Linked DNA regions of Mus musculus: region 1 is linked to region 2. A link is a loop called in an ENCODE intact Hi-C map of the cell type or tissue named here. Cell type or tissue: left cerebral cortex. All regions are shown on one strand. Links, peaks and the distances in the headings refer to the core of each region. The heading gives the core; the rest is flanking DNA.

Region 1 (2,901 bases), core at 269-2,768, 350 kb before region 2:
AAACAAATATCAACTAGCAGAGTCCTTTCTTTGGGGCATGGGAGTCTACCCTGTCTTCCCGAGAATCATCAGTTTCTAGTCTTCCCTATTGTCCTCCCGTTTCCTTACACACATGCTCACCAACCCCCAGATCACACATTTCCTTCTGTCTATGATAGTTTCTACCCCACGATGAGTTAGTGTTCATTCCCCGACTCAGCATTTTCCAGATCCCCATCTCCCACCCACCTCCCTGCCTTCCACTAGAGACACTATATGAGTGTCTTTCCTAACAAGTCGAGATTACTCTGAATTCCTCAAGGGTCACCACTATCAAGAAGGCTTGATAGTGGTGACAGAATTGGAGAATTCTCCATGATGCTCCAATCTGGATGAACTTGAAGAGTTTGCGTTCCTCCTTTGTTACCTGGTGACCTAAGCAAAGACTCACCTAGCCATTGCAGGGAAGGTGCTCTGGATATGGGGCAGCCAACATAGGAGTGGGAGGGAATAAACACATGGAAAGCAAATTCTGCTCTTCAGCAGAAAACAAACCACCTGTGATCACTTTCCATGTCTCCAGATGTTGTCAGGGGACATCTGACACTATATGGGATGGAAGGTCACTCACAGTTGATCCTGTGGGTCCCTTGTGACCTGGGCAGGGAGAAGTCTCTATGGAGTTTCCCCACTTCCTCCCAACTCCCGAGGGCTAGATTGCTCAGGCCCAAGAGCCATCCAAACATATATCTGATTTCTAGGACCATCCTTTTGGAATAAGACTTAAGTTTAACCACCACTTGGAAACACATCTCTTCTTCCCTTCCTCTGGGGTCGTGTGTCTTCCATCCTGCAGGCAGGTACCTGGGATGAGGCTAGGGAAGTCCAAGCCCCTGGGAGTGAACCCCTGGGATCACTAGGTGCCCTTTTCAATGGTACTGCAGATAGGGGTGGGGATGTCAGCCTCTACATCTTTAATAGGCAGGGGCAGAAGAACTCGAATTAGGGAGTTGGGGCCTAGGGCTCTAATCTTGGGGGAGGGGTGGACTGATTGTCCTTGTAGAAGGCCAAGAGTCTCCCTCCTAGGGAACTTACTAGGGCCCCCTCAGGTTCAGCCACACACTGGACTTGCTTCAGCTCCTCAGAGAGCGAAATGTGAACCCTAGCCAGAGGGGGAAGCCAGGACAACCCTAATAAGCCAAACCCCCCCAGGAGGCCAGTTTCAGGACTTGAGCCTGGCTCACCGGGATCCCCACCAGGGGGCAGAGGGGAACCCCTGAGGCCAGCGGCAGGAGGCAGGACCAGTGGCTAGGAATTGGCCACCTAGCACACTCTAGACGCTCTAGCTTAAGGCAACGGATGGAAGAGGGCCAAGGAAATCCTTCTTTTCTCTGAAAGTTTCAGGCCAGTCCTCCTTGGTGGAGATCTGTCTATCCACATCCCGCCTAGCGGGCCTCCCCCACCGCACCGCCTCTTTCTCTGGGCACCAAAGGGTTGAAGGGCTGTGCACCGGGCTCCCTCCACAGCCCAGTCTCCTCCCTGCGCCCCCTCCCCGCGGTGCTGGCCAGCGACTCATAGCATCCCGGGCGCTGTCCCCCTCCCGTGCGCAGCCCCCCTGCCGCCGACCCACCGTGGGGTACGGGAAGCTGCGCTCACTCTAGCTGTTGGCGCGCTCCGGCCGCCGCTCGGCTCCGAGTCCCCCACCCACCCACCCCCGCGTGGACACTGGAGTGCGACCCCGAGCTGCACTCCCGCAGCCTGAGGTCAGGGCCTGCTTCGGGTGGCCAGCGGCCGGCCCTCCTCTCGCCGGTCCTTCCCCGCTCCTCCTCCACCGCCCCCGCCGCCCCCGCCTCCCGGCCGCCCCCGCCGCCGCCGCCCCAGGCCGAACGCGGGCGCGGAGCGTGGGAGCCATGGCGCGCGAGCAGGAGAGGGACCCCGAGCGCAGGGAGGCGGCGGTGCGGGCGAGCGGCGAGGAGGAGGAGGCGGCGGGGGAGGAGGGACTGAGCGATAGCGACGAGGGCGACGGCGTGGAGACCGGCAGCGGCCGGGAGGAGGGAAAGCAGGAGGCGGCGGCCGGGTGGGAACGCAGCGAGGACGCGCGGCTGCTGCGCGCAGGGCTGCCTCCTGCCGCCGTCCCCGCCGCGGCCGCCCGCGACCCGAGCGGACGCCGCCCGCCAGGGACGCCGCCCGGCTGTCCGAGGATGCCGCCGCCGGGCGACCAGGACTGCGCGCGCCGCCGCAGCCGCCGCCGGCGGAGGGACCTTCTGCTGAGCCAGCTTTGCTTCCTGGCCTCGGTGGCGCTGCTGCTCTGGTCGCTGTCGAGCCTGCGAGAGCAGAAGGGTGAGTGCTCGCCGCCTGCCCCGAGTGGGCGCTGCGGCTCCAGCAGTTCGGGCTCTCGGGGCTCGGTGCCCGGCGAGCTGCGCTGGGTCCAGCCACACCGAACAGGCACGGGGACACTCCGGTCTCTTGCGGGGCTAGGGAGGAAGGGGTCTGGGCTCTAGGACTGCAGCGGTGGAGGAGTGACCCCTTGGGCACCAAGAAGACCTTTTCCTCTTGCCTTCTGCCCCTTTCCCACAGCCTGGCTGGTAGTGGCGGCGGTGACAGGGAGGGACCCTTTCACTACCAAGGCTAGTAATAAAGTTGTTCTGACAGCAATCAGTACCTGTGCAGGTAACCAACCACCTGTACTCCTGGCTTACTGAGGGAATGCAGGGTAGGCTGACCAGCTCACAGCCGGTTCTCCACGTGTTCTCCACACAGAACAGGTGGGGTGGGCAGTGGAGAATGCTCCTTGCCATCTTTGCGATCCAAGAACAGGTGCTGGGAACTTACTTCCGTTAGGAGAAAGTGATAGCTACCAGTCAGGGTTTAGGAATGGGCATGCTCCCTTAAAGGGTTGCTCAGCAGGAACACATGGATTCA
Region 2 (2,901 bases), core at 86-2,585:
AAAGCAAAGACAGAAAGATGTTTCAGAAAGAGCCAACAAGTGAAGACTCAGCAAGGGGAGGACCGTGGCGGCGTTCTTGGTCATGAGATAGCAGCCTGAGGTTGGTCAGAAGGTTTTGCTTGCACAAGGATATCAGATGTCAAGAGTAGGACACCCAGGAAGCCATGAAAGCAGTAATGGGGCCTCCTGGGCTGTGGGGGAGAGAGACTGCCCACTCTAAGTACTGTAAACACTGAGCTAGGCTCTTCCTCAGCTAAGCTGCTTGCCAAAGGCTGGGAAGGAAACTAGGGAGTGCACAGCCCGGCTCTGGCCATTTGTGGGCTTAGAAACCACTGAGTAACCCACAACATTCCACCTTCTCCATATAGGTTCCACAGCCAGGCATTCAACCTTGGATCAAACCGATCCAACTCTTTCTATTGTGGTTGTTTTGGGTTTGGGGGTGGAGGGTTGTTTGTTTAGTTGGTTGGTTGGTTGGTTTGGTTTGGTTTTTCAAAACAGGGTCTCTGTGTGCAGCCCTGGCTGTCCTGGAATTCACTGTATAGATCAAGCTGGCCTTGAATTCACAGATCTGCCTGTCTCTGAATGAGTGCTGGGATTAAAAGCATGCACCACTATGCTTAGGAGATCCAACTTTTTTTTTTTTTAATTTGGATCAGTATGGAGCAGATACAGAGAGTCTTCCTTATTGGTATGCCCTGGACAATACAGGTTTTTACATGGCATTTACATTGTGTTAGGGATTGTTAGCAATCTAGAGATGATTGACAGAACATGGGAAAATGTATCTGTTATATGCAAACACTGCAGTATTTTATATGAAATTTGAACACTGCTTGGGTTTGAGTATGACTAACCCCACTGATCTCAAAGGCTGACTGCATTCATAGACAGTTGGATGAAGCCAGTGGGGACTTGGTGCAGAGAAAAGGAATCAAGTGATAGATTCCGCCCTGGTACCCATGCAGGGCTGTGTGGAGGGATGGACCAAAGGGGCCTGAAGGAAAGGGCTCATTTAGGAACAAGCAGAGAATACCTGAGCCACTGGATCTAAATGAGAATGACAGGACCTGTTGTTCCTGGGGAGCCCAGGGTGTCCAGCTGTGGTGAATTATTCTCCGCTCTGGATGAAGCTTAGGAAAATTCTCCCTGGCCCTCATCATAGCCGCTAGCAGTGCAGAAGCAAGAGGACCTCGTGACTAGTGATTCTAAGAGGCCAGTGCAGTATTGCCAGGCTGGAGTGTATTAGGCATAAAGGAGGGTGGAAAGGAAGGAGATGTGGAAGCAAGAGTGAAACTGGACATATGGCCAAGCCTCATAAGCAACCATTACTACCAGTCCATAGATCTTGGAAGGGAAGCACAGCAACTCAAGGCGATTCCGGGAGCTCATTTTTGGCTTGCTGTCTTCCCGCCATCCCCATCTATTGAGATTCCAGTGCTGGGGCTTCCGCACCAGCCAAGGTTTTTAGTGCTGAGGTACCATCTCAGGGTCTCCTCAGTACCCCATGAGAACCTCAACGGTGAGCATGCCTCTATCTGTAGCACCTCCAAGGCCACACTGCCTCTGTGTGGCCAAGCATGGAAGTGCAGCCACTGGTGCTGCTGAGAAAGAAAGAAAGAAGGCTGGCAGTGGAAACTGGAAGTCTCTGCCCTGATGCCCGAAGGGAACTGGCTGCTTCCCAACCGCTGGCAGCTTACTTTCTGGGCCACGGTGGAATTCCGGAAAGCTAAACACACCAACCAGCCTCTCGTGTACATTCATCTTGTGTTCTTGAAAACCACCTTCCCGTTTAACCAACAGGGTGACTTGAGATTTGGGGGAAATGGGCTGCATTATTTTCTAGTCTGTCTCAAGTCTTCTCTCATGACGTGCTACCCAGAGTTTGAAGGTCGAGGGTTTGGAGTGTGCTTCAGGACAGTGACTACTCCCTGGATCTACTAACCTCTCGCAAATTGGCGGCTATGAGATTGAAGTTATTCAAAAGCACTATAACAGCCATGGTGTTTGCACACAACTCTAGATCACACACATCTCTTCTAAAATCAGTGTCTGCAGACACCAAGGGAGCTGACCACAGCTGCCATTAGAAAGAAAATGGCTGTCCGCCGCTGTCCAGGATGTTTTTGACTCGCTACTCCACCCTCCTGGTTATCAACTAGACATCCTCTTGATAGATTTGGGTTACAGACTCCTAAATCTTCTGTAAGGACATTGGCTAATGAGAGTCATGTAGTCCCTGCTGATCTTGCAAGTGAGGATGCTGAGCAGAGAGCAGGAGCAGCCAGGCTCTGAGTGGAGGGATAGTGAGAGGGACTGAACCCAGCCCCTGGGTCCTTCTGAAGTCCCCGTGCTTAGGACCTCAGGAGCCACAGGCATGTGTTTCCCAAGGAAAGATCCCATCTCACCTGTCTTGTCTTTGCTCCCATGCAGCGCCTCCACCTCAGTGAAGATGTGGCAGGAGCCACATTCATGGCAGCAGGCAGCTCGGCCCCAGAGCTGTTCACGTCGGTCATAGGTAGGTGATGCTAAGAGAATGTCTCAGCCCTTACCTATATAAGAAAAAGGGGTTCTAGGGAAGAAGGTCCTCAAATTTGAGTTGTCTCCCACTTATAAAAAATTAACTTCATAGATCCCAAGCAGAACCTTCCACTCTGCTGTGGCCATTCACTGGTTTAACTGTGTGCGAACTTTTCCTAGACCCAGGGACGTTGCTACTAAGGAAAAGTCTAACCTCTGGGTTCAAAAACTCCCTCCAAAACTTGCCTATTTCCTCTGGATCCTCAGTATAGTCTAGAACTAGGAGATGTCCTTCGAATGTCCTTGGGATGCAGCTGGACCACTACAGCCAGATTGGTGTTGGTTTGTGTTTCAGGAGTCTTCATCACAAAGGGTGATGTG

The links. Peaks named below come from ENCODE experiments on the same cell type or tissue, not always from the same donor. Only the 100,000 strongest peaks of a DNase experiment are listed, where the experiment ranks them.
Region 1: a loop joins it to region 2, with 8 times the contacts of the local background. A loop is called at or near these places in 33 of 42 quality-filtered maps.

Annotation. Positions count from the first base shown.
Region 1 is chr2:145,165,879-145,168,779 of GRCm38, forward strand. Slc24a3 (solute carrier family 24 (sodium/potassium/calcium exchanger), member 3) reads left to right here and starts at 1,897. Exons shown (of 17, transcript NM_001356497.1): 1 at 1,897-2,319. The coding sequence starts at 2,181. In left cerebral cortex, for the core only: CTCF peaks have their summits at 1,248 (motif pointing right) and 2,330; DNase peaks (open chromatin) are centred at 1,351, 2,030 and 2,318; H3K4me3 peaks cover 1,576 bases; H3K27ac peaks cover 1,295 bases.
Region 2 is chr2:145,515,969-145,518,869 of GRCm38, forward strand. Slc24a3 (solute carrier family 24 (sodium/potassium/calcium exchanger), member 3) reads left to right here. Exons shown (of 17, transcript NM_001356497.1): 5 at 2,434-2,518; 6 at 2,876-2,901. Among named protein-coding and RNA genes, the nearest start is that of Gm14092, 38 kb to the right of the region's middle. In left cerebral cortex, for the core only: a CTCF peak has its summit at 1,575; a DNase peak (open chromatin) is centred at 1,591.